3 separate regions of the Homo sapiens genome follow, and all the other regions are linked to region 2. The links are chromatin loops, found by intact Hi-C in ENCODE. Cell type or tissue: endothelial cell of umbilical vein. All regions are shown on one strand. Links, peaks and the distances in the headings refer to the core of each region. The heading gives the core; the rest is flanking DNA.

Region 1 (10,831 bases), core at 1,037-9,036, 82 kb before region 2:
CTGATTTTAAAATTCACTGCATAGAGCAAAAAGCCAAGGGCAGTTAACATATTCATGAAGAACAGGTGAAATAATTTGCTTTCCCAAATATTAAGGCTTATAAACAGTATCTTATTTGGTGCAAGGATAAATAAATTGACATATTGATAAGTAAATTGATTTATTGAACAGAAGTCAGTTTGTTATTATATAGAGAAGTTGTACATGACCAAATTTATATCCATTCTTACCTAGGGAAACACATGTGCACAAGCAAACATGTGCACAAGAATGTCCGCAGCTGCACTGCTTATAATATTCCCAAATTGAAACAACCCAAATGTCTATCAATAGGACAATTGATTGACATATAGCCATGAAAATAAATGCTTGCTAACTATATGCAATAACATAATTTTCAGAACATACTGAGTGAAAAAGCAAATCGGAAAAATATCCATAGCATTGTTCTACCTACATAAAATTTAAAACAAGGAAAATTGAGTTATTTAGGGATAGGTCGCGCTATCACTCTAAAGATGAATGTGCTATTCCGGATAATAGTAACATCTTGGGGGAATGCGTGTAGGCAGAGAAATGGCGGTCAGGGAGGAGCACAGAGCGGCTGTCTAAGGTACTGGAAATTTTTAAGTTCCTAAACAAGATGGGATGTACATGCGTACTATGTACACGCTGTACACGTGTACATGCCCTCAAATTAAAATGCACTCTTACCATTTATCAGTTTCTTGTAACATTCTGATCTTTCTTCTGGATATTTTATATTGTTTACTAATCTAGTTGTCTATTACCATTACAGTACTAAGTGGCTATTTATTTTGTTATTCTCACAACGTGCACTTTATATTTTAAGTTGTGTGTATTATATATTTCAAAGTAGAATTTTTAAAAAATACAATAAAAGTTTCTTTATTTTCTTCTTTTTTTGAGATGGAGTCTCACTCTGTCACCCAGGCTGGAGTGCAGTGGCGCCATTTTGGCTCACTGCAACCTCCGACTCCCGGGTTCAAACAATTCCTTGCCTCAGCCTCTGAGTAGCTGGGATTACAGACGCCCGCCACCAAGCCCAGCTAATTTTTTTTTGTGTATTTTTAGTAGAGACGGGGTTTCACCATCTTGGCCAGGCTGGTCTGGAACTCCTGATCTCGTGATCCACCCACCTCGGCCTCCCAAAGTGCTGGGATTACAGGCGTGAGCCACCGCGCCCGTGCCCGGCCTATTTCTCAAATTACAGAGGTGGGTGGTCCAGGGCTGCTAGGGTTGCTTTGCCATTCTTGACAGACAATTTCCCTTTCAGCATCTGAAATGGCTGCAGAACTCTTACTCCTGCCTCAGCACTCCACAGAAGGAATGCGACGAAGGGCAAGGAAATGCATGCCCAACTACTTTTTAAAAATCTCAAACTAGAATTTTTTAAAAGGAAAGATATCATCCAAATAAAATAGCAATAGAGGATAATCACCTAAACATGTAAAGACTTTTTATAACAATGAACAGATAGCACAGTACATAATAAAATATTAACACCATTGCATTAGATTAAGAAAACGTTAAATTAACCCTCCATTACCACAACTATTTGGTTTTTAAAATTTTAGCTAAGTCCAATAATACAAGAAATTATTAATTAATTAATATAATTTTAAATCAATTAATTATTAATTAAATTATTAATTAATATAATTTTTTAAAAAAGAATAAGCAACAGTGTTATTCTTTTGCAGATAATGTGGCTATATATTTCAGAGATTTCCTAAAAATCTCATAGAATTAATATTCGACTGGTTACACAATAGATATACAAAAATCAAAAGCTTTTCTTCAACATAGAAATATCCAGTTAGCATTTGAAGAAAAAACTTAAACATTTAAAAATGAAAAAAAAATTTTACAGTAGTTCTAAAGTATATGATTTGTCCCTTGGGATAAATTTAATAAAAAGGTACAGGTACTATGGAAACCGTCGTTAAAAGTCGAGAATCAATCTTTAATGATTGTAGAGACTGATTTATCCTAGATGGGAATACCTAATATTTAAAACAATTTCCCCCAAATTAATATATAAATTCACTGCATTTCCACTTAGAGTCTTACTTTTTGACTTCTCCTTTTTTTTTTTTTTTTTTTAAACAGGTTGAAATGATTCTAAAGTTTGTAGAGGAAAACAGCTGAGACCAGTCAAAATTCTTTTCTAAATTAATGAGGGAAGACTTGTCTTCTCAGGTATCAACACCTCAAAGCTACCATAATTAAATCCACGTAGTACGGTAATGGTAATGGAAAACTATATTAGTAAACAATATAAAAATATTCAGAAGAAAGATCAGAATGTTATGAGAAACTAATAAATGGTAAGAGTGCATTTTAATTTGATGGCTAAGGGTAATTTATTTATAAATATGCTGGCATAATGGGCTATCCGTCTGGAAAAAGCAAAATTATATCTACAGTTCATATCATTTTGAAAATAAATTCAGTTTTAAAATATAAAAGTGTAAAATATAGAATGAAATTTAGGAAAATATTTTGTAAACTTGATGTGTTAGAAAAACCCAGAAGCAAAAAAGTCAAGATAGTTGTGCTTAACTTCATAAAAATAACTTGTTTTTATATGATGAAAAATTCTATATACTCAAAAGATTTTAAAAGACCATAAAAAAATTTTCAAGTCATATGGCAAAGGGCATATATATTGAAAATACTTGGCTTGGTGCAGTGGCTCACACCTGTAATCCCAGGACTTTGTGGGTAGAGGTAGGGGTATCATGTGAGCTCACGAGTTCAAGACCAGCCTGGGCAACATGGAGATACCCTGTCTCTACAAAAATACAAAAATTAGTAGGGTGTGGTGGCGCACCTGTAGTCCCAGCTATTCAGGAGGCTGAGGTGGAAGAATTGCCTGAGCCAGGGATGTCGAGGCTGCAGTGAGCTGAGATTGCACCGCTGCACTCCAGCCTGGGCGATAGAAAGCCTCCCCAACCCCCAAAAAAACTCTTTTTTTTTTTTTTTTTTAATTTGAGACAGAGTCTCATTCCAGTTGCCCAGGGTGGTCTTGAACTCCCGGACTCAAGCAATCCGCCCTTCTCGGCCTCCCAGAGTGCTGGGATTACAGACATGAGCCACTGCACACAGCCAGTACCAAGGGATCTTATAAAATTATTTGTGAGGAAAAAAACCAACAAAATTCCAGCAAAATAATGTGTAATGAAGTCTTTTAAAATTTACTTTTAAATATTAAAAATGATAATAAAATTTACTTTTATTATCATTTAAAATTTTTTAGCAGAATAGCATAGGTTGCGTTGAAATAAGTCTGCCTGGGATTGAATTCCAGCTTCATCCATTTGTAACTAACTGGGTGGCTTTGGATAAATTGCTTCACCTCTTTTTATATCACTTTTGTCTATAAAATGGAGGTAATAATAGTGCCTCCCTCATAGGTCGACTGTGAAAATTCCACTTAGAATAGTGCCTGATACCCAACTAGTAGTTAACAAATTATTTATCATTATTATAATTTTTTTAAAAATGAACTGGAGATGATACTAATAGTCCCTTATATCATTGGATACTATGAGAAGTAAAAGAGATGATCTATGTAAAGCATTTAATATGGTACATTGCACACTGGCATGTAGTAATAATGTTAATTATTATTCTTATTGTAAATGTTAATTAGTGTTCTTATTGTTAAAAATTCAAAGTGGCAATACTTAGAACATTACGGTACTGGCACCAAAACAAACAAATTAATGGAATAGAATAGAAAGTTTAGAAAGAGACTTAATAATATACAAAAATTAAATTTATGACAAAGGTTTTACTTCAAATCATTTTGGAAAGAGAAAACTATAGTATTGATAAATGAGACTCAATTAGCCAACCCTTTGGGGAAAAACAACTTAGATCCATATGTCTCATCAAATACCAGGATAAATTCTAGCTAGATTAGAATTTTTAATGTAAACACTAAAAATACTAGAAAGAAACAAAGGCAAATATTTATATAGTTTTGGGGAGCCTTTCTAAGCATGGCATCAAGGGCCATAAGTGAAAAAAGATATCCCTGAATATACCAAATAGAGAACTTTCATGTATTTTTGAAAATACAAAAATATATTTCAGTTGATACTGATTAGCCCCGGGGCTTAAAATTGGATGGAAAAAAAATAAGATTTAGTTATTTTTGAACATACCTATTTTTTATAATGGAAGAACTAACAAAATAAAAAGTGCTTTAAAGTGCCCCAGACAAAATCAAAAGGCAAATGAAGAGCTGGAAAATATTGGTAACATCCCTAACAGTCAAAGTCAAATGCCATATTTAATACATAAAGCTGTTGTATCAAGATATAAATATGATGAATGGACAAGTCATTAGCAGGCAGTTCATCAAGAGCTACCAATAAATATATGAAGACATTCAACATTACGAGGAAACAAGCAAATACAAAAAAGTAAGATGCTATTTTAAAAATCACATAGGCAGATATCAAAAAGAATGATGCAGCGTTGTCAAGGGTATGCTTTTACAGAATGCTTGGGCTATAAACATTCTGGTGCATCATTTTATCAGAATCTTTCAACAAAATAAACATATCCTTTAATCCAGTCAGTCTCCTAGAAACTGATCCTGTGCAAATAGGCAAATGTGTATAGTTGTATTGCAGAGTTGTCAATACAAAAATGTTTTATGTCCTTTAACAGGGAATTGGTTATTTAAGTTGTGATACATTCGTGCCATGGAATCTACACAGCCGTTACAAATGACATTGTAAATATAGATTTATAGACCTGGAAAGATGTTCATTACCTATTGTTATACAAAGAAAACAGGTTATAAAGTGTTATATAGAATATGGTGACATTTTTGCTAAAAGTAATGCATATAAATAAGAGAAAGTCTAAAGGGAGATAGACCAAAATTGTAGCAGTTGTTATCTATGAATGGCACCAAGGGTGATTTTTAAAAATCTTTCTTCTTTCCTCTATTGTCTGAATTTTAAAATGATGAACAGGTTATTTAGCTGTCTATCTATCTATCCATCCATCCATCCATCGCCAGTAGGGGGAGCAGAGAATCTTATGTTGTTGTTTCTGCCTGTCTTTATTGGTCCCCCAATTACTCTGTAATCCTCTGCTATTTGGCTTCTGTATCTACTTCTCCATGAAAACGAATTTGCCAGAGTTACCAATGACTTCCTGTTTGTCAAATCTAATAAATACTTTTCGGTTCTCATCTGTTGGACCCTCTGGTTCTGTCTTGTAAACTATTTGCACCTTTTAAAAACACGGTTCTCCTTTTTTCTTGAAACAGAGTCTCACTCTCTTTGCCCAGGCTAAAGTGCAGTGGCGTGAACTCGGCTTACTGCAGCCTCAACTTCCTGGGTTCAAGCCATTCTCCCACCTCAGCCTCTGCAGTAGTGGGAATTACAGGTGCAGGCCACCACACCTGGATATATTTTGTATTTTTTTTGTAGAGACAGAGTCTTGCCATGTCGCCCAAGCTGGTCTTGAACTTCTGGGCTCAAGTGATCCACTTGCCTTGGCCTCCCAATGTGCTGGGGGATTACAGGCATGAGCCACCCCTCCCAGCCTCTTTTTTCCTTTGAGTCCTCTGTGTGATGGTTAATTTTAGGTGTCAACTTGACTGAATTAAGGAATATCTAGAGAACTGGCAAAGTAGTGTTTTTAGGTGTGTGAGAGGGTGTTTCCAGGGGCCATTGGCACTTGAGTCAGTGGACTGAGTATAGGAGATCCACCCTCAATGTGTGTAGGCTAAGAGCCCCGATAGAACAAAAAGAGGAAAAGATTTAGTCTCTTTCTCTCAGAGCTGGTACACACTCTTCTGCCCTTGGTCATCAGAGCTCCAGGCTTTGGACTGCAAGACCTACACCAGTACCCCCTTCTCCCTCATCACCACTTCCTGGGTTTCAGACCTTTGACCTTAGACTGCGAATTACAGCATCAGCTTCCGTGATTCTAAAGCTATAGGACTTGGACTGGACTGAACCACACTATAGAAATCCCAGGGTCTCCAGTTTGCAGACTGCCAATTCCCCTAAGTCTCTCTCTTTCTCTGTCTCTCTCTCTCTCTTTCCCTCTCTCTCCTCTCTCTCTAGGTATTCATCCATCCCTCCCTCCATTCATCCTATTGGTCACCTCTCTAGAGAACCCTGTCTAATCCACTGTGTCACCACTGTTTTCTCCTACATATTGAACCACAACTCAGTGTATTTCACAAAATCTTTTGCCCACCCCTTACCTGCAGATGTTCCCTAAATGTCCATCTTTCCTCTTCATTTCTTTGCATCTTACACATTTACACCATGTATATATATGTATGTAAAACTGCCACAGGGCATCGTCCCCTTGATTTAAAAGCACCTCACACTTGCGTGTTCAAAGACCCACATACCCTATAAAAGACTCGTATCTAGGATATAGAAAGAACTCCTACAAATCCAAGAGACAAACACCCTTCCTTCATTTCTTCAATACCACTCTCCTTTAAAAAAATATTATTATTATTATTTTTATGGATACAGGGTCTCACTATGTTGCCAAGGTTGGTGTTGAACTCCTGGGTTCAAGCAACGCCTCCTGCCTCGGCCTCCCAAAGTGCTAGGATTACAGGCGTGAGCTGCTGTGCCTGGCTATTTTGTTTCTGTATGGCTTTCTGTGAATGGTATCCCTATCCACTCCACCACCTGAGTCAGATACCTGAGAATTCTCCTAGGCATAGGCTTATCTTTCTTCCTTATTCCTCATAGCCAAGGTGTTGATCCCACGTCCTTGAGATCTTGTGAATGAATAATCCATTCCCTTGTCTCCATTTTCATTACCATGCCTTATTTCATGTACACATGACTTTCTCCTGGATTTATCTGGTAATCTTCATTCTTAAACTAGGTTCCATAAAGGCAGAATCTGGAACAAAGACTTGTGTTAGGTTTATTTAGAGGTTGTTTATCATGAGGAGTTGAAGTGAAGAAACAGAGAAGGAAGGAATGCCAACACGGTTTTGCTATATCGGGTTAGCCACTACCACAACCCACTGTTGCTGAGTCCTGTGGGAACTTTTCATCTGGGGTGTGAAAGGGAGAAGCATTGATCACTCAGCTTCCAGCCCAGTTGCTCAAGAACGGTCCAATAATAGTAAGTCCCTGGCAATTCCAGATTGTACTTGCATGAATGCCCAGAGGTATTGATACTCCAAAGCCTCAGAAATTCCTGGGACAGGAGTGAGAAGTGGTGGCACATCCTCCAGCAGTGGCTCCAGTAGGAAGAGGTGGGGCTGAGAGGGTTTAAAGTGGCCCATAAGACATGTCTGGTTCACCTTTCAACTGATCTTCCTGTACTCCTTCTGCTAGCCACTTTTTATAGCCAGAATAATCTTAAAACAAAATGACTATATTATTTTTCTGCTTGAAGTGTTTTGATGTCCCTTTTAGAGACCTTCAGAAAAATATTCTCTCCTTAGCACATCATAGAAGCCCTCCCTTTATTATCTGGCCCTCTTCTACCTCCCTAAAAGTATGACTTCTCCATATAAACCCTTCCCAGCTCTTTATCTGTGCTGTACCCTCTACCTAGAGTTACCTTCCTCTCCTTTTGTGCTTGCCTATTTTCTCCGTATTTGCAAGCCTTACTTGATGCTCTACTCTTCTTCCCAGGCTGAGTTAGTTCCCTCCTGTATGTTCCAAGAGCACCCTGTGTTTATCATCATCATAGAATTTATTACATTCCATTACATTTTTGTCTGATTTATCTGTTAGACTACATTGTCAACTCCTAATACAGAACCTGACAAATAGTAGGTGATCAATAACTGTTGACATTGTTTCACTATCTATTGCAAAGCTGTATACAGGGAAAGTGAACCAAGTTTATCACTAAAATGAAGAATAACCACCTTCAATGTATGCTTAAATATCATTGGGGTTTTAGTCCCTCCAGAAGGTGTTAATCTAACATCTTCCTGTAAGATGCGCCTTAGGAAGAATACAGATTATAATCATTGTATGGAGGAGTGTTGGTCAAAGAGATGAAAAAGGCGTCGGCTCTGAGAGACCAGAAGGGTCGAAGAGCTGTCGCATTCCTACAGGTGGTAATAACCCTTCACTGATCACCTGCCTTCAACAAGTGTGAAAACTGACAACCCATGTAGCCATCTCTTAGAGAGAGTGTCTTAGCCTTCCACACAAGTTGCCCCCACAAGCTGTAGCCGGGAAGCAGACACATGAGCCATATGAAATTGGGCCAAGGGCCAGTAGAATTTTAGTGCAGTTTGAAACTGTGACATACGGCACTAATATTATATTTCCCCAAGGTTGGAGTCTCGCTGCCAAGAGGTGTGGCATTGCTATCACCCTGGAAAGTGCAGCAAAGACTTGGGAAAATATCGTAGGCTGAGAGATTACTTTTCACTTCCAACTAAAGCTGGCAGACTGAATTCTCTTGTAAAAGAATAGATTCAGCTTGATTTGTTTGGCTTTGGGGATTTTGGCATTCATAGAATTGCCAAATGTATGATAACTTTATTTTAAAAAGAATAATTGTGTAATTATTTATTTAATTAGAAAAAATAATAAATGCTTGTAATTATTTCTGGTTTAAGTGTTTCTAACTTGAAATACAAAACACTACTTTTTCTTCAGCTGTCAGCTTTAGACGTCACTTATTAGCTGAAGTTCTGAGAAGCTGAAAAGTGTTTAGTCTATTTAAGCTATGTCTCCCCTCCCTTCCTCTCCTCCCACCTCCCAACATACAATAATTGTTTTTTTTTAGATTTAAAAGTGATTTTTAGATTTGAATATTAATGGTGTTAGATAATATTAAACATTTGAGTGCTTACTGTACGCCAGGCACAGTTCTAAACACTTCACATACAATAAATTCATTTTCTCCTCATATCAGAGAATTATTATCCTCATTTTGAGACATGGAAACTGAGGCACAGAGCAGTTATGAAACTGACTTGTTCAAGGTCATCAGTTAAGTGGTAGAACTGGGATGGTTGTATTATCTGTGCAGTCAAGAGTATGCTTTGCTGCTCCCCATAGAGGAGGCTGTTAGAGCCCCTAGCCTTGCCTGCACTTCACCTTTCCCCTTTCACCCTGTGTCTCCTGATAACAATTACATTCTGCTATGTAACGTTTTTAAGTTTCCCAGGTTTGGTTTGTAGGTTAATTCAAAAGCTGAAAATTAGTATACGATATTTACATTATTACGACTAAGTGAATATTGTTCATTATAGAGACAATTAATGCTTTAGGATTATAAATTCGATGTTTCAATTTTGGTACCAGTCAAAGCCAAATGATCCTTGCATCCAGTTCTAATTAATTTTTATTTCTTATTAATTCTCTCAATTGCTCAAAATCATGTCACATTTTAGTTTCCATGGTTTTTGGGCATGACTTTCTCGTACAGTTCTTTACCCTGCTATTTCTTATTACCTTCCTCCTTTCTCCTGTTTTGATAACCCTCCCCCTCCCCCTCCTGGAGTGTTGTGTAGTAGAATTTTAATTAACCCCTTCCTTTCAGCTCCCTTTGCCCCGATTTGTTCCTCTGACCCTGAACTTGGAGCCTGTCTGCAATCAATGTTAACCTCCTTCCCTCCCTCCCTCCTTCCTTTCCTTCCTTCCTTCCTTCCTTCCTTCCTTCCTTCCTTCCTTCCTTCGTTCTTTCCTTCCTTCCCTCCTTTCTGAATTCTGGGTCCTTGCCTTCTCGTTTGGTTTCATCTTTCAATAGGCTTCCATCTTCTTTCCATCTCTTAGAAATGTGTTTAAACCTCTTGCCTACTGATGTATCCCCCTTCTGTCCACTTCTACCGGATTATTTCTTCACACTTTCTTGGAATTATTAGATAATCATTTGTGCTTAAACTGCAGTTTGAATTAGAAACCCTATTTGGTCCACATCCTAAATAGTCAAAGTGATATGTGTATGTATATACGTATGTGTGTGTGTATATATATATAATGTATGTATGTGTGTATATATATATGTATATAATCTTAAATGTGTACAAATAGCATTGTCAGGTATAAACAGCATTTGCTTCTTTAAAATTAAATGGCTTACACATAGATGAATATTTACTTAGAAATACCTAAACATTAAAGAAAATGATTTCAGAACCTTATTCGCCACCTCCTACCCAACCCAGGCTAATAACACAGAGAAAACTTTGTTATCAGATCCACCATTATTAATTGGAGTCCTCTATCAACTTAATCACACTTTTAGCACAATAAAAATGGATGTTCATATTGATGTCTTTAAGGCAAAGCAAGACCCCAAAGCATCTTCAGAATCACTAGAACAAAGTTAAATTATGTTCAAGATTAATTTTAGTGCAAATTATTTTAAGCTAGGTCTATAGGCATTTGTGATAAATGTATTTATTGCCCTGCCACAGTACAGAAAGAATTTGAGATGGCTTACATAAATACATACTACACAAAAAGATAAATAAGAACAATGAAGAAAAGAGTAGGAATGGTAGGATGAAGCTGGGATTGAGATTGGGACCCAAAGTTACTTCAGAGTGACCGGTGCATTTGTTAGGAATGTACCACACATTTTATTCCGAGCATCTAACGGCTGACCAAAACCATTTCCACAGCCAGCAGGTCAAGTTCATTAATCCACATTGCACACAGCATAAAAACAGTTTGCTGTGGAGAACTATTGCTGGAAAAAGACTGGGGCGAATTACTTCCTGTGGGTTCTAGTAAAGCACATATGTGAAATGTAGAGAATGATGTACTTCGTAACTTCTTTACAGTAAAGATAGCAATATGATGCACGTAGGAGTTTTAGT
Region 2 (10,831 bases), core at 1,999-9,998:
ACAGTGATGGGAGGAAGATGAATGGGGAGTTGATTGATCAGAACTTAATACTTTGAGTTTGACTGGAGAACCAAGATTACTAACTTTCACATTTTCAGAGGGTCCTGTTGTGTCACACAAGTCTCCTGAGTACTTGGGTCCAGGTGCATCTCGGCACTTCCTGCATTTAAACCCCAGTAGCCAATGATGGGATGTTCCTCTATTTCTAACAATTAGTATGTTAGTTCTTTACTAAAAACATCAATGTGCTAGTTTCTTTGTAGTTCCCTGAAATGTAGTCATTATTCCTCAAGTGAAAAAAGTGGAAATATAGTTGAGGAGTGGACTAAAACACTGATGAAAGGGCTTTAAAGAATTATAAAACCGAGAACGAAGGCGCAGATAATGAAAATAGAATATGAAAATGAGCATGATAATGAAGAAAAATCACGAAAGCATATGAACACAGCCTGTTGGAAAAGAAGCAGATTAAATAAATCCATATTTGATTTTGGTCACACTTCCAGGGAGAGAGCTGCATTTAATTAAAAAAGGAAAACAAAAAAACAAACCAAAGAACTTGGGTTTCTTTTTATCCTCCAAACAGATTTGACCCAAAATGGACATTTTCTTTGAGAATAATAGATCTTTTTCCTTCAGCTCAAAGTTTTACCTTTTGGATCATATTCCACACACGTTCATTATTGTTTCTTCTTCCTTCAAGGGTGTCCATAGCATCTGCCATTAGTGACTGCAGCTGTGGCACCAAGATAAAAATTATCAGTGTGGAATTCACACAGAAATAACTTCTCTAAATACACAGATTAAAACCTAATTAAAAAATCATTTGTACGCTGATGATTTTATTACTCATCTTTCCTACAATGAATATTGCCACCTCATCTTTGCTTGTCATTGCCGAATATTATTGCAGATATAAAATACTGAAACAATGAAAAGATTCTTCTCGAAAATTTGTAAAAAACATATAGGTTTTAATGTAGTAAGTGTTGATGTTTTGTGAAAAACAGATTGGGGTTGTAAAGAATGAAGGCAGTAGTTAATTCTCTCAGGAAATGGCATGTAGTACATGAAGGCATTTTAGCGTTTTCTCCTGAGGCTAATGTATCATAATTCTAGGCATCAAGCAAAAGCTCACCAGAGGACAATACTACAATTATGCTGTTTTATTGCCTCTTAAAGAATCTAGCTCATTTAACTTCTTTTACTGTTTTTTTCTTTGTTAAAATTTTAAAATAGCCAAGTTTTTTTTATTTTTAGGTCCCATTCGAAGGCAAGTTTTAAACATTCTAACCTTTGCCCCAAACAGGCACCTGCTGTACTCTAATGTGAAAGTATCCTGTACACATGGTGTGTATTTGACCACGAAAGTGAAATGAAGTTACATCAAGCCATGTGCTATTCAAAGGTTAAAAAAAGTTCTTAAAAAATACCAGTTCAGTTCACTATGACATCAAACAGTAATGGACCTTAGATAATCTTTCTTTGGTTTAGATATTGCAGCGTGAAAGCAGGAGGAGAGATAATTGAGTCACTCAAAATCTTCTATTAAGCAATCACTGTTTAGATAGCAGCATACAGGGTATTACTAGGATTAATTCTCTAGGTTAACCCACACTTGTAAGTTGCAAAGTAAAATCTATTATTGAAGGTCATCAAACCTTATAAGATATATAATGTTTAAATGCTTGGCATACAGATATACATCCACATATATTTAAATATTTTTCTGCTGGGTATATAAGTACAAAAATATCCAATGAAATTTCATTTTATAGGGTTTCAAATAGAGAAAAATTACACTTTAGAAAGGAATGTCAATAATGCTAGTTTGAGGCTCTTTGTATATATTTTGAAAAATAAGTATTTCCAGTAAAAAAAAAAATATAGATGTGTGATTAAGAAGACTTAAGTGCAGAGAATTCCCCTGTATTTTTCATTTAAATCTTGAATGTGCTTTTCAGGAAGACAGGATCAACATTTTGCCGGCTTCTTAAATTAACATTTTCTTTGCTTCCTCTTATCTCAGAGGAGCATTAATCATCTAAAATAGGCTACAATATGCACTTTGAAAGCTCCATACTTACTATACTTCTGAGTGCCTTATGAATGGCAGGATAAACATTTAACCTTTTAGAAGGTGTTCTTTTGCACACAACCATAAAGTTTAGAAAGTATTATTGCCAGTTTTGACTTGGTAATTCCTTGATTCATAGACTTATTTCATAGTTTTCATCTTTAGTATGCATAGTTTTATTATTTGGCTAGTCATACAACTTCCTGTGCTTACTCTGAATATCAGTATTTATTTAACATGCTTTTAGCAGGTTTAGATGAACATTATAAATGTTGGCAGCTCATTTCTTGAGTAAATCTTAAAAAGCTCAAAGGGGGAGGGTTTCTTTAGTCATCTGAAAATTACAGGTAATCAGTTTGGGCTGTTCTCATCATTACTATGTGAATTCAATTCAGGGCTATAATTAGTTTTAGCTGCTCTCAATTAAAGCTTCTAAGTAAAGGGCCTTTCCCTACAACACACTAGGAGCTTCATATAGAGTAAATTTTACCTTTCCTTGAACAGGCAGCACACTGTTTAGTAAACTGTTTTTCAAATGAGGTGCTATCATTTCTAATATTAATTATGGTTATAATATGCACATCTGTCTGAAGATTATTTCTGTGAGAATCCCTTCAACTAGTTTTTGCCTGGGTCTGTGTGTGGCTAAAGTGTCTGGTTTTCTGAATAAACTCATCAGTTCAGCTAAAAAAACCCCATCTATTTTGACTAGCTATGTTTTCCCTTCAAATAAACAGCTTTTGTTGATTTATCTAAGTGTACTAGTGTTGGCACTGCCAATATCTATTTTAACCCTAGAAGTGATTAAGAAAACTCTAAAGATGATTTTCTAGGGTCATTTTTCTATACAGCAATTACTCTTTTGTCCTCTCACTTTTTCATAAAAGAGAATCATATATCAATATATCTTGGAGTTTATTAAACAATCTCATTTTACCAAAAACCAGAAGCCTGACACATGATATAAATAACCAGCCTCTTTCTATGTTTTTACACATCACAACGTTTTTGCTGTAATAATGGAAGCTAGTTAATGTGAGCAAATAAAAACCAGACACACACCTTCCTACATTTTTCAGTTTTGCCATTAGAATGCTTCAAGAAGGTTTGGGAGTTTGCCCTCAGGCTACATTTATTACCACAGGATTTTTTTTTTTTTTTTTCCCCAGACCATATCACTTTTCTGTTGGCTCTGGGCCTATGAAACCCTTAAACAAAGAAAAATACTTACCAATTCTGCCTCCTGTTGACTGATGTCCTGTAGGTAGGGAATGGTTGCTAGCTCTGCCATTGCTTGATTAATCACCTGGGACTGCTCCTTTACTCTCTGCAGCTGGCTGAGGAGGCTGGCATATTGCAACTTCTCCATCACACCTGAGGATGCAGGAAAACTCCCCTAGTCTCAAAGTAAAAGAAATGTTTTAGAACAAAACCACGGAAATAGACCTCTCCCCAGGGCTGGAAGTCAGGGCTTGTGATAACGTATTTACATCTTTTGAAATAACGGAATCTAGTACAAATACATGTTTCCTTCTACCATTTTACAGAATTGTCTTATACCTCTTTTTCTAGTAGGTAAATATACATAAAAGGGAGTCCTTTGGAGAACTGTTGAGACGGATTTGCTGATTGTCTTGCATTAGGGAGCTAGGCTGAGGGGAAAAGAGGGGACTAAATTTGAATCTGCACTTCACTCACCCAGGAGTGATCCCACAGAGCTGTGTCTGCCTAGAAGGGGCGACTTTATCTATATCACCAAAGCATCATAAAAGGTAAGAGTTGCCTACTATCTTGTTTATCTGAAAGAAAATTTTTTAATGCAAGTTGAATCTTGACAAACGTTGTATAAGTTGAATTCTGTTTACCCCAATAGCTTACATGAAACCTCTAAGCTCTGCTTTTATTTCCAGTTCTTATTGGATAGCCTTGCACAGTCTCCTTTTCTTTTTGACTAGCTTCCCTCTGTCTACTGGGACCATTTCAACAACTAACATGTTCCATCTGGACACAGACTACTGTGTGCCTTTGTAAGGACTGCCAACTCCCATGGCATTTTGGGCTTTGTTAAGATGGGGCGCATTTAGAAAAAAGTGGCCCACCAAGGTGCCTGTTACTGCCATCCACAAAAGAGGAGACATTATCTTCTATAAAAATGTTTAATACAAATTGTAATGCTTGATAGGAGAGGCAACGTTAGTCATGAAATTCTTAAGTTTATCTTTAAGAAAAAGTACTTTTGATTTGGGGGTATATAAGGGTTAACATAAAAGCCTTGAGTTTCTGCTGCATTTAGAGGGTGATGAGAAATGGGAATTCAAAAGAGGACTTAGTTTGGCAATTGCATTTTACATCCTGGTGCTCAGAAGAGAAGTGACCAAGTGCCCCTTTAGAGCAGGGGCCCCCTGGACTGCCTACACCAGAATCACTATGCTCGCTTGTGGACTTGGCAGTTAGCAAACTGAATATTGGGCTTCACCCAATCACAATCTCTTGTTATGTGGCCCTAGAAATACAAATTTCAGCTAGGTGCCTCCCCAAATATTCAAATATCTCAAACAGAAGTTTGAGACAAACCACCACCTTAAAGCTTAGTATCTGAGTAAAGACTATTTTGGTTTGCGCATACTTATGAAACAGAATTTCTTCTAGAAATTAGAGAAGGCAGACATATAATTTCACTTTCTTAAGAGAATCTCCTCTAAGGAGAAAAACTGCTAGAAACTAATATTACTGAACTTCAACTTAAAATTAGAATGCACTTCTTTTTGAAAGGCCACACTCGTATTCTGACTGACAGCAACCTCTGGAAGCTGACATTTTCTCTAGAATCTTGGAAATAAAGAAAGGCTGGCACCATCGTGCTGTATCTGCTTTATTTGTCCCTAACACCTACATATGCTGTTCAGTGAATGTCTTCTTACTCACACTAATTTGTTCTTTCTGATTAATCATTTATCTGAAAATCTATAAATCTATAAGATTGATGATTGCAAATGGTAGATATGGGGTTCCTTCCTGAATTGATGAAAAACCTAGCCTACCCATCAGTTTAAACATGTAGCTAAACAATGGCATTCTGTCAAATAGAGGAAAGCAAGTTGGAGGAGAAACGGTTTTCATTCTGAAGAAAAATTGCTTTCTTTGTCCTTCTTTAAAATAAACAATGGGGCTAGTTGTAGGAAAGTGGTGTAGTGACTCAACCCTAAAGAGCAGAAACAACTGCAGGCTGCTCAGGAACATAATCTGTCAGTGTAATTTTCCAAAACGTCAGGAAAATAAACATAGTGGAAGGCAACAGTTTTAGCCTGATTGTTGGATGCATAACAAAACAGGAAGTGCTCTATTTGAATAAGATAACAGGGAAAGAATACAGTTGACTGCTAATAGTCACCCCTCCTCCCCCCGAAGCCAAATGCAGTTTTGGTTATCAGGAAACTGTAGATTAATATTTTACCTATCCAAGATAGGGGTTTTTGAAAGACAAAGTGAAAAAGAAATAAAATTGATATCTAGTGTGGCAGAAATGTTTTAATGCTGTTGCTTTAAGGAAATAAAGAAAATAATAAAAAATAGGAATTAGCTTAAATATCTAATGCTAACAAAGACTAAATCTAAAGGCAGGTAGCCCTCCCAGTGAGACTTCAGGAATGATCAAAGGGCTCCTTAGCTGCTGGAGAGAGTGTAATAAAGTGGCCACGACTGAAGCTAAAACCTCACACAGGTACAATGAGGGCTAGGTGATAGCAAGTTCAAGTGAAGGTTTCAGTCAGAGAACTGTCAAGATTTAATAGCAGTTACAAATAAATATTTGGCAAATAAGTGGCACTATATTATACTGCTGAAAAGCGGAGTCCAAGTCTTTGGAATGTATTTCCATTTGGCATAAGATACAGAAACATTCATTGCAAAAAAGGGGTAGGAAACACTTATTATTGTTCATTTCAAATGTGCATATGTAAACATTTTTTATGCTTCACTTGGAAGAAATTAAAAGTAAAATTAATGAAGTATTAAAAACATGGTTAGTTAGGTCATTTTTTGGCAAGTCATCCTGTGAAGGCGGCTTCATGCATGGCAAGAGATTTGATTATTTTAACTCTTTAACATTTAGCCCAGAAAGCACAGTACATAAGGTTTGAAACTGACAGCAGCCAATAAAGTTAATGAATGGAAAAGTATAGTGCCATCCAGTAGCATGTGAAATAATTAGGACAGAAATCCAGAAAATGAAAAATACCATAGCAGCAGGGCTGCTGGCTGAATGGGGTTGAGGTTCAGTAGGATTAGAAGTCACCAGCAAGGTTGTATCATATTGTAGATTATAACTCTTAAAATGCTAGAATCATCCTTGTTTGGCCATGTATTGTGTACCTAGTAGACTAATCTACAAAGATAAGGAAACCAGGGTCAGAAGTGTAAAGAGAATCATTGTCTGACACATAGAAACCTCTCTGAGACCAGGAAACGTATTTACCGACTGTATTCACCACCTCATAGCAAGAGTTGAAAATTCATGTTCTTTAGCAAGCTTTTTACAGTTAATTTTTGGAGTGTAATTTGTACATTATATGTTCATTTTAATTTTTTTTAATTCTTTATTTTTTTTTTTTGAGGCAGAGTCTTGCTCTGTTGCACAGGCTGGAGTGCAGTGGTGTGATCTCGGCCCACTGCAGACTCTGCCTCCCAGGTTCAAGCAATTCTCTTGCTTCAGCCTCCTGAATAGCTGGGACTACAGGCATGCGCCACCACATCTGACTATTTTTTTGTGTGTTTGTGTGTGTGTTTTTAATAGAGACAGAGTCTCACCATGTTGGTCAGGCTGGTCTCAAACTCCTGGCCTCAAGTGATCCACCCACCTCGGCCTCCCAAAGTGCTGGGATTACAGGCGTGAACCACTGCGCCCAGCCTATATGTTCATTTTTTAAAAATTGAATCCAGCTATGGAATCATTCCTATGTTGTGTGTTATGCATGTTTTGCCTCTGGCAAGGATCATAACTTTAAATCAAAGAGATGTAATATGATTTAGTAAAAGAATATTGGCACAATATTCTGAAGCTCTGATTTTGAGCCCTAGCTGTGTGAACTTGAATATATCACTACTCTGAGCCACAGTTTCCTCATTGGTAAAATGAAGGTGACACAATGTCACCAAATTGTGAGGGTCAAATTAGAGAATGTGAGGGAAAAATGCTTTTTAAATTGCAGAGCACTATGCATGTGCTTCTCCTAAACCATAGTTCCAAAGTAGAAATTTCTGCATGCAGTCAGCACCTAGTTAATGACCAGGACTGCTCTGTACTTTAAAAAAGATATGTTTGAGTAAAGAAAACTTCTTGACTATCAAATATTTCAAGGGTTTGGAAGCAAGAGTGTTTTGTTAGCTTTAGAAGAAAATTTTACTCACTTTATATTTAAAATGCTTTGGTTGAGAGTAAGTTGCTATACTATCTCTTTATATGTAATTTGTGGAGAACAAACATATGTATCTTTTAGTTTAATGGAGAAAAATTGAAAATTAGGGCAGCCAAAAAATATTCCCTATGATATTATAATTTAGTGTATTATTGCCAAGTTAACTTTTTTCTAATTAGATATTAGGTAGGTATTATAAACCTAATATTTACAAAGTGACTAAATATTCAATATGTTTAGGGAACAGATCATGAGAATTCTTGGCATTGTTTAAGTATTGTTTAGAAATCTACATATTTATCATTATTTATGTGACAGTATAAATGTGATAATAAAACATTGTGTAACTGATTCTGGTCATGGTATTATGTCAAGGACTAGTATCATCTTTTGGGTCTCCTGCTGTTATGAATGCTGAAGTTTTAATGCATTGCATTTTCATATTCCAAGCCCATTTTCATTAAATAACTTTGTCCAAATGAATTAAACATCTCTGAACATATATGGTATGAGGCAAAGTATATTTCCTAGCCATTAGTTCCACTTTTTTTGTTTTTGTCTTTTTTTTTTTTTTTCCATTTTGGGTAGAATGGAGTCTCACTACGTTGTCCAGGCAGGTCTTGAATTTCTGGGCTCAAGCTGTCCTTCCACTTCTGCCTCCCTAAGTGCTGGGATTACAGGCAATTTTTTCCTAGCCATTAGGCCTTGATGAAAATGTGACATTCTACTAGGGTAAAGAGTTGTCTGTTTGAAACAGACAACAGAAATGTAAACTAAAGCCTTAGCCACTAGTATTAAGGATGACTGAAAAATCTAAAATTCTTTAAGATAAATGTGTTGCACAAGACACTGGTCACTCACTGTCTTCTAATGGAAGTGTCTTTGATATTGGCTCTGTTCTACCAAGACATGTGAGGCTGCTTGTCACACGAGCATGGTCACAGCCTGCTGTCAACAAGACTGCAGTCCTGAGTCCAGTTCATGGCTGGAAATGGCATCTCAAATCCTGCCTGAGTGAAGGGATCTGAGCAAATCACTGATCAAAGGAAAGTAAGCTAAGGAAAAAAAAAATCAAAATTCACAGAACACGAGTGGAATCTTCATATTAGAAGAAAAATAGGTAATTTCAAACTACACAGCTTGGATAAAGAAAAAAAGAAGGTCTGTAAAACAGTCTCTTTGTCAAAGCAAACCAAAACCAATACAAATAATTAAAACTAAAATTCTTAATACTTTACAAAGTGCTTCAAGAACATGGATTATGTATTTATGGTTCACAACAACTCTGTGAAGTGGGCCTGGCAGTTATCAGCCTATTTTATAAATGAGAAAAAAATAGTTCAGAGGTTAAGTGACTTGCCCTAGGGTTACTTGGCCAGAGCATGGCCTTGGGCAAAAGTCTTTGTCTACACGTATCACAAATTAGGGTAACAAATAATGACAATTCAATGCCTAAATATTCAAGTGAATGTCATTTGGTATCTGACAAGAAAGAAAGAACACCTTGAAGGGTCTTAAAAACACTACAGAGGGCTCCTTGGGTTACAGTCAATGGTACCGTGTAGGAATAATTTCTAGTCACCAATTCATTATTTGCTTCATTAAGCTAGTTTACCTTTGCAGCCAATTTTATCAGTCCTCCCTTATGAAGCTGTGGCTGAGCAAATAATAAGAAACCTAGTACCTGATATTTAGATATATTTGTGATCCCTGGGCACTTTCAGGCTTACCTACTTCAATTTCATTAAAACTCTTTGAAACAATCTTCCAAAAACTGTTATTTCCCTTAAAAGCAAACATAGGAAAGTTGATGAAATTCCTTGCAGACAGCAAAGTGGTACTGAGACTCAATATGAGAAGACTGAGTTATTAATTAGATGTTAAGAATCTCATTAATTATGGTTTTAAAGTCTCCTTTATAGTCACATAAAAGATTCATGTCTAAACAAATTTCCAAATGGCCAGAATACTCTTTAAAAGGTGATAAGAAAATGAGTTAAGAACACTGAAAAAGTGCATAATGCCCAGTAAGGCCCAACCTATGTTCACATTGTGAAATCGGAGCTGGCAACAGATGATGTGGTCAGTTTCCTGACAAGTGACAAGGTAAGGCAGGCATTGCTTCAAAGAGCCAGGCCTGGCCAGGCATGGTAGCTTATGCCTGTAATCTCAGCACTTTGTGAGGCCAAGGCAGGTGGATCACTTGAGGCCAGGAGTTCAAGACCAGCCGGGCCAACATGGCAAAACCCTGTCTCTACTAAAAATACAAAAAAATTAGCTAGGCATGGTGGCACATGCTGTAATCCCGGCTACTCTGGAGGCTGAGGCAGGAGAATCATTTGAACCCTGGAGGTGGAGGTTGCAATGAGCCAAGACCGCACCACTGCACTCCAACCCGGGTGACAGGGTGAGACTCTGCCTCAAAAAACAAAAAACAAAAAACAAACAAAAAACCCCAAAACCCAAAAAACTAAAAACTAAAAAACAAAGAGCTAGGCCACAGGCAGATCACATCCACAGCACCCGATACACTGGCTCTGCTAGGCTAGCCATGCACGGATGAGATGAAATAATGCTACACGGTGATGGTTCTGGTTAGCAAAGCTTTCCCTGCTTGCATGGGCCTGATGATGAGGGTAATGATGTGTGTGGGTCTTTAGGTTGGTGTTTTGTTATGGCAGCCTGAGCTGACTAAGGTAGAGATGGATTTCTTATTAATAGAAATATAGAGGAGATAATTGAAACATGGTTGTGGGGAAGGGGTAGCTTTGTGGTAGGAACATCAGTGAAAATGTGTTTTTGTATTTGTAATACATGGAATCGCAAATCGTGCAAACAGATTAGGTGTTTTTTAGCTTTTCCAAAATGCTGAATAATGTTATTGAGCAGATAAACTGCTGAACAGATGTTAAGTAGCTGTTTGTGATGACCCTCTTAGCTCCCCTTTTAAGGTAAGAACATCAAATCAATGATGTAACACAAAAGAGGGAACAGGAAGGAAATTCTTTAAAATTTCCAACTTACAAGCCTTTTGAAAAATATTAAAAAAGGAGAAATCTGCAGCCTTTATAGCCTATTAATGAGAAGTTCTCTTTATATACTTTCAGTACAATGGCTTAAATTTTGTAAAATAGCAGTGTAATTCAGGTCTTATTTTGGGCTCTTTAAGACTGAAAAGTAGAAAAGGCATATTTTTCCTGGATCATAGAAAGAGATTAGATAATTTACCTTATGGCTATATAAAGATCAATTGCCAATGTTTAGAGAAGCATCCAATTCATCAGTGTGGTATGAAGGCACTATCTTGAAAAGGTCTGAATTCTTGTGTAGGTAATGAGAT
Region 3 (10,831 bases), core at 1,415-9,414, 69 kb before region 2:
GAAATGTATGCCATCTTGTATGTTCACTTCAGAAAAGAAGACAAAAATGCCAGAACATAAAGCATCCAAAGTAGTCTAACACTACTTTTAAGTGAATGTGAAGTTAAGCTAAAACCTCTGCTTGTGTATCACTTCAAAAGCCCCAGTGCCTTTTAGCGACTAAGGGAGAGTGAATTGCCTGCTGTGTAATATTCAGCTCGTAAAGATAGGATGACCAAGGCAGCTTTCAGTGATTACATGAGGAGCTGTCTCTATTCATCAGAGTACACACGGATGGAAAACTTGCAAACAAGGCTCCTTTGATAATAGACTAAGCTCCCAGATGTCCTTCTAGTGTTGACAGTTATGGAGATAATATCGCAATGGACTTTTTGCCTTCCAGCATGATGCCATTATCATAGCCTCTGGACCTGAATCACTACAGCCTTCAAGGCATATTGTTTGCAGATGGTGATGCAGTATGTGGCACTTATATGCTGATATATGGTGTGATGATGCAGGCAACACTGTTTCAGCACAGAATTTATAGAAGAGTTTTGACATTCAGAAGGTCTTCACATTTATCAACTGGGTTTGGCATGTATCATAACAAACAATGAATGGACTATGGGAGAAACTAGTACTGCAATATGTTGCTGACTTCCAAGGTTTCAGGGAAGTGATTAACGCAAAGCAAAAATCCTAAATCTTGTGAAGAGGGCTAGATTTAGTGAAGTGGATGGTAAAAAGACCTTAACGTATGACCACAGAACTTGTTCAACTAGTTGCTCATTCTACAGCCCAGGAAGGGAAAGAAGAGGAGCAATAAATGCTCATTGCTGGGTCTTTAGGAAACGTGAAATTATGCAGATAAAATACTTGTTTTTGCAAAGTTTGTTTTGTTTTGTTTTGGTCCATAACTTTATCTGCCATTACAGATAATGGTTCATAGCCATGCACCTCTAGTGTCTCAAGATCCAAAAAGAGATGAGCGTACATAAGATCCTTGGACTTGAAAACAGGTGAACCACAGGCATTTGACGCTCCACTCACTCTCTGCCAGCTCATTCCCACTCGGCTTCACATCGACTGAGCAGTATTAACATCTACCTGCCTGCAACCTCCATCTCCCTCTCTCTAAACCTCTCTTTATTTGGTTAGTAATCATTTTGTAAAATTTCCATGTTTGCTTATTTTATTTAACTAAATGTTATTTGTATTTATGACATAACTTTAAAACACACAGTAGCTTTTATTTTATATTAAAAATTATGCCTGCTATAGTACATAAGGAAAACTAATTTCTATTAGATATTCTGTTGTATTGTTGCATATTACATAAAAACATACCCACTAAAAAGCCCATTAAGTATGAAATAATTATGTAGTTGATATTTTGTACAGTATATTTATGCAAAAATCCTTGGAAGTGTTACTATGCAGGTGCATAGGAAGGTTTAAACAGGTTCACGCCTGTAATCCCAGCACTTTGGGAGGCCAAGGTGAGCAGATCACGAGGTCAAGAGATGGAGGCCATCCTGGACAACATGTTGAAACCCTGTCTCTACTAAAAATAAAAATTTTTGTAAAAATACAAAAATTAGCTGGGCGTGGTGGCGCATGCCTGTAGTCCCAGCTACTCAGGAGGCTGAAGCAGGAGAATCGCTTGAACATGGGAGAATTGCTTGAACCAGGGAGGCGGAAGTTGCAGTGAACCAAGATTGAGCCACTGTACTCCAGCCTGGTGATAGAGCAAGACTCTGTCTTAAAAAAAAAAGAAAAAAGAAATTATCTGATCTCCTGTGTGGGCCAACAAAGTGCAAGCCGAACAAATCACACCTATGTTCCACATGTGGCTTGTTTTCAACTTCTGACCTTTCCAAGGGCAGTCAATGTGTGAATGTTCCAGTGACCTCTGACCTATGAGACAGCTGTCACAAAAGCTTGCCCAGTCAGTGATGATGGCAGTTGTCTTAGTCTGTTTTCACACTGCTATAAAGAACTGCCTGAGACTGGGCAATTTATGAAGAAAAGAGGTTTAATTGACTCACAGTTTCTGAGGCTTAACAGGAAGCGTGTCTGAGAGGCCTCAGAAACTTACTATAATGTGAGAAGGGAGAAGGGGAAGCAAGCACGTCTTACCATGGTGGAGCAGGAAAGAGAGAGCACGAGCAAAGGGGAAGTGCCACACACTTTCAAACAACCAGATCTCGTGAGAACTCACTATCACAAGAATAGCAAGACAGAAGTCTGCCTCCATGATTCAATCACCTCCCACCAGGCCCCTCCCCTGATATGTGGGGATTACAAAGAGATGAGATTTGGGTGGGAATGCAGAGCCAAACTGTATCAGCAATTAATACAAAATATCATATTCCCTTGGGAATTTATATAATATATACAAGGATTTAGTCAGTGATAAGGGGAGCAGAAGATAGAATACCCTCATGGAAAAGGTTGACAGGAGGAAAATAAAGCAGTAGATGCTACGAGTAAGAGAAAATTATGATTATTGTAAGCTAAATCATACAGCACAGGGGAGGATATAGTTGGTTAGTAGGTAGAGTAGGAGTAATTAGGTAGAGCTGAGTCATGATGCAGTCAGGATGAACAAATTCAGAGTGATGACAGGAGAACAGATACTCTGGTTTTTTAAGCTGCTGGGTTTTGAATAGCTCTCGAATTCTCTGAATTTTAGCCTTTGGGAGGTCTTCATGGATGGTTGCACTTGCACTTCCTTTGGGAATTGTATTTGGTTCCATGAAGCATGATCATGTAGATAAGACTCTCAACTTCTTTTTGTGCCATTTATAGTTCCAATAGGTACTGACTTACTGGAGACAAATTGAATAAGTCTCTCTTTTTATAACCCAAAACATTTAACAGTATTTATGTACCATAATATATTTAATCAATTCCTCATTGCTGAACATTAAGATCATTTCAAACTTCTAATATGCATACAATTTTTGTCATGAAATTCTTTGTACATTTATTATAGTGTACTTGATGTTCCTCAGAATAAATTCCTCTGGGTGAAATTCCTCAATCAAAGAATATATGGGCATTCTAAAACTTTCTATATGTATTGCCAAGTTGCCATCTAAAAAGATTTTATAGATTTACACTCTTTACTGGCAATCTACAAGAGTGCCAGCTCCTCACTCCTTATGAGTACTGGATATCATTTTTTATTTTTACTTACCAATATTTTGAGTGAAAAATGCTGACCTGCTTTATTCCTGATATGTTTTATTGCTCCTCTAATTGAACATAATTTCTTGGACATTAATTGTCCATTTGCATTTCTTTTGTGAATTATTCTGGTATGTTCTTTGCTTATTTTCCCAAGGGTATAACTTATTTGTTTATTAACAGTAGTGGTATTATTAATTTAGAGCTATGTGCCATTCATTATGCTAAAAACTCTATAAACTTCATTTCATTTAATCCTCACAAAAACCTTTGAGGTAATTATTATTATTCACAGATTAGAGAAATGCAAACTAGGTTTAGAGAATGCTATGGTCTGAATGTGTCCCCAAAATTCATATGTTGAAACTTAATCACCAATGTAATAGTCTTAAGAGGTGGGGACTTCAGGAAGTTATTAAATTATGAAGGTGGAGTGATGGGATTTGTGCTTTTATAAAAGGTGCAAAGGAGCTGCCTCTCTCTCTCTTATCCCTTCCATCCCTCCCACCATGTGAGGGCACAGCATCCTCTTGTGCAGCAACAGGGCACCATCAGGTGGATGCAGGAGGATCCGGTAATGGGGCACCATCTTGGAAGCAGAGAGCAGCCACATGCCATCGCCATGATTTTGAGCTTTACAGTCTCCAGAACTGTGAGAAATAGATTTCTGTTCTTTCTAAATTACCCAGTCTAAGATATTTTGTTATAGCAGCCCAAACAGACTAAGACAGAGATTTAACATGATCAAGCAGCAAGTAGCCTGATGTATACCCAGGTTTACTGAATTCAGATCATGAGGTTAATGTGCTTTCACAGTTGCCAAGCAGAGTCACTGCTTATGGTTGCGAAGATTATGCTCCTGTCTTATCTAGAAGCACAATATTTTTAAAACAACAAATACAGACACATGCCGATGTTGTGAATTACATAATTTAAAATGTTGGAATTAACTTGAATTAAGATGAGACATGTCATTTCTGGTGAATACTTCATATATTAGAGAAAACATATACTTAAAAATCAAAAGATCTGGATTCAAATCCCAGCTCTGCTATTTACTGGCTGGGATATCCTTGGTAAGTTTCTTCTGCATCTTTACTTGTAAGATAAGGATAATAATGCTTTCTTTTTTTTTTTTTTTTTTGGTTGTTATCAAGACTAAATAAAATTTCATATGCAAAGATGGTATCCCCAAAATGTTAATTAATTCCATTCCTTCATGTGTATAATAAGCATGTCAATACCTTCAAATGGTGACTAACCTACAGAAGCCTCATTATTTGGGATTGTAACCATGATATACCAGAAAAATAAATATCAGGAGCCACAAAAGAGCAATAGGTTCTTGTACCATATATTTTCATTTTTATTAAAATTCTCACTCAAGTTACAGTGGTACAACCTCTAATAATTTGCCTGACTAGCCAAATGTAATTATTTTTTCCTAAGAAGTAAAGCTCTTCTCAAATCTTTCATCCTTACCAAGCACCTAGGGCAAAATACATGGAGTGGGCCAGAGGACTCATTTTACAGATGAGGAAGTTATTTGTTCTCTCTAAGCCTCAATATTTCCTCCTGGGAATAAAAGAGCTAATAGAACGTATGTTTCCCCACTTTTCTTTCTCCAAGGGAAATAGTTGGATGATTAATGAGATAATGAATGTGAGGAGAACTCCCTGGAGGAAAGACATTTCACAAACATGAAGTGAAGACTCTGGCTGACTCACTGATTTCAGCAGCTCAGAGGTATGGATAAATCTATTGGTATGAATCCTAGCTACTTAATCTACCTACCTCATGCACACCTTAAAAGCTGGATTTTGCAGCATTTCTTAAGTGTCAAACTGATCCTACTTATAGCAAAATTCATCATCCAGTAATTAACACCAAGTGTTTATGAAATTAAATGATTCATCTCTCAATGTTTTGCAGGGTGGGAGGCAGAGAAGTACGCAGGACAAACTTGGAATTGAATCACTTGTATAATGTAGCCAGGAGCTGCTTTGCTTGGGTTTTCATAGTCTTTCAGAATAAAAAGTCCTATCCCAGAACCACTCCCTTTAAAATAAATTGATGTTTTCAGTGTCTGAAGCTTTTCTAGGAGAATGGAAATGAACTGGTAAAATTTTAAAAAGCCAAAGGCAAAAGAGAAAAACTAACAGCTGGAAGAATTAAATGAATACTATATCCAGCTGTTTTCTAAGGACCTAAAGTATGTCATGGATGTCAAGATGTTACTGTAGATGTGGCTGGAAGCTCAGTATTATGCCTCTGACTCTGTGGGTTGAAATGGAAAACAATTCCAGAAGAACAAATAAAGAAATGATTTTTTCCAGCCCAACTCTTATGTCAAATGAGAGCCATAGCACTTTTGTTAGATTAGAAAAGAAGTCAAGAGATGCATGGCAGTTGATACCCATTTAAGATTGTTGTGTATTCTTGATAAATTGGCTTATAAAATATTCCTCCTCGGCATGTACTCTAGGGCATGGCTTCCTTTCCTTTCCTTATTGTTGTAGATTTAAAAATTAGTTTATTAGGTGCCATCCAGCCTGGGCTTTTAAATAAATGGTGCTGGACAAATGGGTGGCCATTTGAAAGGAGATAAAAATTAGATCCGTATCTCACACCATACACAAGAATCACTCAAGAAGGGATAAGGATTTAAATGTGAATAAAGAAAGCATATGAGAATGCGAAGAAAATGTGGGTAAATTCCTTTTTTACCTTGTAGAAGGTACAGGGAAAGCCTCTCTAATCATTACTCAAAATCCAAGGTCAATAAAAGTAAAGATTGAGAAATCTGACTACATAAAAAATTTAAAAAAAAACTTTCAAGACTAAAAAGCACACATCCTAAACAACACCAAAACAGCTGACAAACCAGGAGAAAATATTCAAGACATACATACAGAGATTGAGAAATGGAGAGAAGAAGGACCTAGACCTGTTAGAGAAAAACCATGAACAGACACACAAATATATAGCCCTCAAATATATGAAAAACTTATTCAAATTCACTTATAATTAGAGATAAATACTCAGGTACAATTTCTCACTATCAGACTGGCAAAAATTAAATAGCATGTCCACACATTCAGCTAGTGAGGCTGTGAGGGCACAGATACTAGCTCACAAATTGCTGGTAAGAAGGTTTCACTCGTGAAACGCAAGTTGTTCATACCTAACAAAACTACATATGCACTTACTCTTTGACCCAGAAATCCCACTGCTAGGATCCACCGTGACTATATACTTCCCCAAATACAAAAATGTATATACCAAAGTTATTTATTGTATCATTGTTTGTAACTGAGAAATATTGGAAGCAACTTAAATTTCAGCACTTCGGAGGAGTGGTTGAAGAAATTCTAGCACACCTACACAATGGAGTACTATGCTCCTGTAAAACAGAATGAGGAAGATCTCCATGAGCTGATACGGAATGATTTCCAGGACATACTACTCCGTGAGACGGAAAAGCACAAAAGGGTATATATAACATGTTACCTTTCATGTGAGAAAGAACTAGATATAAAAGCATAAGAAAATACACATGCATCTGCACATGTGTGCGAAATAAATTCAGGAAAGATAAATGAGAAACTAGAGACTGGTTACCTACAGAAGTTGGTGGGAAAAATATGAGAAGAAGTGAATATGGGCACATTAGTAGAGAGGAAGAGGAAGAAACATGTTTCTGAGTATATTTTTAATAAAGTTTTGACTCTTAGACCCATAGTAATGTTTCACATACATGCTTTTCCCCTAATAAATAGTTACAATCAACCAGGAAGTGGGATAAACCCAAAATGGAATGTAATCAGTAACAAATGAACCTAATGTGTGACAAATTAATTCATAATCACACTGAAGTGAATGTGTGAAAATAATACGTTGACTGGATACTGTGAGACTAAAGAGAAAAATAACTATATACAAATACTGTTATCTGGAAATTTGCTTCTTATATGTATAGATTAGTAACTGTTTAACTACCTTATATGTACACTATTAAATAAGTGAATGTATTGTAGATAATGAGAGCCAGGTTTCTCACTGCTGGAGAAAGAAGTCACAGTTAAATGAAGGGGAAGCATGGAATGAATGTCATGATGTTGGATTGGTATCAGAGGTATCGATATGTACTCATGATTTTATATATATATATATATATATACACACACACACACATATATGTACATATATGTGCACACACAAATAGATGTAGAAATAAGTATAGATGTGTGTATGTGTGGGTTAGTATTCATATATATATTTCTTAGCTTTGTCCACTGAGAGGGCCTGAGAGTAATGATACCTGAGTAGCCATGAGCATACCTACTGGCAGAATCTTAGTTTATAAATACTATTCTCCAAGTAAAAAAAAAAGAAAGCAGAGCTCCTTGAAAAAGTGGTTGATTCTAGAGTTGGGAAAGAGAATATAAAAGATGAGACTGGAACATCGTGTGGTACCAGAAAATAAGAAAGCGCTCAAAAAAAAAAAGAACGAGGTCATGTCCTAAGGACATAGGAGCTCCTGATGGCCAAACATGTAACAATTTGAGCAATCAAATATCTAATGATAATATAGGATTATAACCAATAAAATAAATAAATATCCTGAATTCCACACTTATAAATAATCCAAATAAATAAATGTATAGGGAGAAGGGACAGCTCTTCCGTATAGAAAAATTCCAATTAACAAATGTAGAAGACATGAAGGACATACAAAGTTATTACTAGGTAAACACAGCAGTAAGATCCACTAAATAAGAGGGATGCTAAAATCATTGAGCAAAAGTTTGAAAATATTACCACAATCTCAAACTATCTTCATTAATTTCAAGGAGAATAATGAGAAGTTTAGAGAGAAAAAAACCTTGTAGATACTACATTAGCCAATGATCAAAGCTAACACCACTAGTGTCAAGGCATGATTCATTTACCCTCTGATATATACTGAGAAAGAGAAAACATTACTTATGTAGTATTCTTTCCCAAAAGGAATAATGTTGAAAACATGAGACAAATTCATATTGAGGAACATTCTAAAACATAACTGACCAGTACTCTGTCAAGAACATTAAAGACAAGAAAAACATGAGGGGCTGCCACAGATTACGTGGAGAAGAATGAGGAAGCAGTGTGGGATCCTTGATTCGATCCTGGAGCAGGAATTGATGGAATTGGAATAAGGTCTGTATTTGTTAGAAGCAAGGAACTAGGTCCAGCTCACACTCAACGGCGGGAGGGGGGGTGGTGGGGGTTGCACAAGGGATTTACTGGGGACTCTCTCAGAGGCTGCCTATGGCAAGCAGCAAACAGCAAAGGGAGAGCAAGAGGAAGAGCAGGGTTGGAAGTCAGGGAGGGGTAATCACTTCCATTTTGGACATATTGTGTATAAAATGTTGATGAATCTTTAGGTGGAGATGTCTGTCTGGAAGTTGGATGTTGAACCTGAGGCTCAAGTACCAGATCTGAACAAGAGGTGAAGATTTAGGTATCTTTAGCCTGCCAGTGGCAATTAATGCCGTAGAGATAGTAGTGAACATCACTCAAAGAAAATGTGCAGGCTGAAGTGAGGAGTACCAATATTTAAGATACATGCAGATAAAGAAAAGTCCAAAAAAGAGATACAAATGGGATGACCAGAGAGGCAGAGGGATAATGAAGAGTGAAAACCTCAGAAACCAAGAATGAGAGGGTTTCCAGGAGAGGGGAGAAGTGTCAACAACCACAGGGATGTTTGTTAAGATGAGTATTGGGAAATAGGCAATGAATTGCACTTTTATTTTCTTAGTCTCATTCTTCCATCTCACAGAATGAATTTGAAATTAAGAGATCTTTGGGGACCTTGGCAGAACTGGGTTCGGTGGACTGGTGATAATGGAATGCAGGTGCTTTGGTTGAAGACTGAACATGAACTGAAAAAGGGGAGACACAGAATGAGTTTAGTCTACCATCTTGAGAAGGCTAGAAGGAAGTTATACACCGCCTCTCATCTGAGTGTAGTGTTACACTCGTGGCTATTTGAGAATGAGGAAAAATTCCCTTGCTAGCAACCACTATCCAATAAAAAGGCTGAATTTTAAAACGTCTTCTGTTAGCTCTCTATATGTAAAAGATGATTCTAAATTTTTTGAGAATTTTTTGAGCATGTACTTGTTCCTATGCTCTTTAAAAATGGTAAAATATTTCCACAGTTGCTGACCATCTAAGATGCATTTTCTATCACCAGTCTCATAAATATTCAGCTATTGTACCTTTCCCCAAACAGCCAGCGATTTATTCATTACATTGAATTGCAATCTCACCCTTCCTTTCCGCTCCTTTGTAAAGAGATAGGCAATATTTCGGCAGTTTTTGTAACGCTTCTGTCTTGAGGGAATGTAAATATAAGCATAATTGATTTTCTGAACTTGATTTTTTTTCTATGTTCCAGTGCTTTATGCATTATAGGTAGGATGACTGACAAATCAGCCCTGATTGGTAATTAGGATGCAGAATATATTAAAAGCATAGCACATATATCCAGTTTGCTCTCAGTGCAAACCCTGGAAATGTGAAGCTTCTCAACGCTCTAGTGCTTGTTGTCTAATTACCTGCTCTTTTGCTTTGACTCAGCCATTCAGGAACTACAGTAGCTTAGTCTGGCAGTTTAGGGGTGATTGCTAGCTAAATGCTGGAATTCACTTTGCCCAACTTTGACTCATCTTTCCTTCCTCTTCCCCCTCTGAAATGACATTCTTCCTCAAAAAGCATTTCTTCCCTTCACGTGTTGGCTGGATAATGAAGGCTTGTGTTCTCCCCCTTGTTTGAAGGCTAAATTCTCAAGGTAATTTTACTTCAAGGATTGGTGAAATAGGAATTCTGTCCCTTCCTTTTTCTAACTCCTGAAATAAATAGTTCTTTTTGTGTCAGTGTCAGTAATGGCAAGGCAAGATCCCTGGGGCTCCCATTCTTCCCTGCATCACCTCAGCAATCAGCCCATGGCCCTGAAAGGAGAGGCCATCTTTGCCTTTGTGTTGGAAATGAGAGTTCACTATTCACACCAGGAAATCTGTGGACACCTGGAAACTGAAAAGGAAAAATTGATTTTCTTTCACCTTCCCACGAATCTGAATGTCACTTCAGAAGCTCCCAAGATTTAATTGATCTGAGACAACTTCACAGCAACTCCACCCCCTGTTGAATGATTAAGAATATTAATAAGGTTGAGGGCGCTGGCAACACTGAGAGGTAGGTATCTGCTTCTCCTCGCAGGGCCTCGTTATGAAGCATTTGGATAGAACTTCATTCTTACAAGTGCTTTAACCGAATTTCTCTTTGTGTGTTTGAAGGTGGCTTGGAAGCATCATTGAAGACTGAACTATATAAAACTGCCAATATTTGTGTCTTTTTTGAACTGTAATGAAGGCAGTTTTATAAGATTCAGATTAATATTAGCTACTGCCAGAGAAATGGAAGTTTGAAGCTTGTATTGATGAAATGAATTCTGATTCCCCATCAAGAGTCTTTGTCCTTATAACTAATGAATTAGTAAAATAATTTATTTTTTCATTAACAGAACATTTGTTGTATATCTATTCTTCAGTGCTTAATTACCCAGTAGGCAGATCAGGCATGCATGTGGGGACCCATAAAATAAGGC

The links. Hi-C counts contacts between places; a loop is a spot of excess contacts. Peaks named below come from ENCODE experiments on the same cell type or tissue, not always from the same donor. Only the 100,000 strongest peaks of a DNase experiment are listed, where the experiment ranks them.
Region 1: a loop joins it to region 2, with 2.8 times the contacts of the local background. A loop is called at or near these places in 5 of 110 quality-filtered maps.
Region 3: it touches region 2 in a loop (2.3-fold over the local background); 6 of 110 quality-filtered maps call a loop at or near these places.

The regions. Positions count from the first base shown.
Region 1 is chr3:172,831,528-172,842,358 of GRCh38, forward strand. No RefSeq gene overlaps it. Among named protein-coding and RNA genes, the nearest start is that of ECT2, 86 kb to the left of the region's middle. In endothelial cell of umbilical vein, for the core only: a CTCF peak has its summit at 5,054 (motif pointing right); a DNase peak (open chromatin) is centred at 5,094.
Region 2 is chr3:172,913,009-172,923,839 of GRCh38, forward strand. It overlaps SPATA16 (spermatogenesis associated 16), which reads right to left. Exons shown (of 11, transcript NM_031955.6): 9 at 3,309-3,473; 10 at 653-736. Among named protein-coding and RNA genes, the nearest start is that of ECT2, 170 kb to the left of the region's middle. In endothelial cell of umbilical vein, for the core only: no CTCF peak of the experiment used is centred there; DNase peaks (open chromatin) are centred at 2,153, 5,333, 5,883 and 6,133; H3K27ac peaks cover 2,231 bases.
Region 3 is chr3:172,844,280-172,855,110 of GRCh38, forward strand. LOC107986052 (a long non-coding RNA gene) reads left to right here and starts at 4,810. Exons shown (of 3, transcript XR_001740575.1): 1 at 4,810-4,920; 2 at 6,519-6,666; 3 at 8,185-8,392. RefSeq lists enhancers at 9,587-10,095, 10,096-10,603 and a silencer at 9,720-10,014. In endothelial cell of umbilical vein, for the core only: no CTCF peak of the experiment used is centred there; a DNase peak (open chromatin) is centred at 4,842.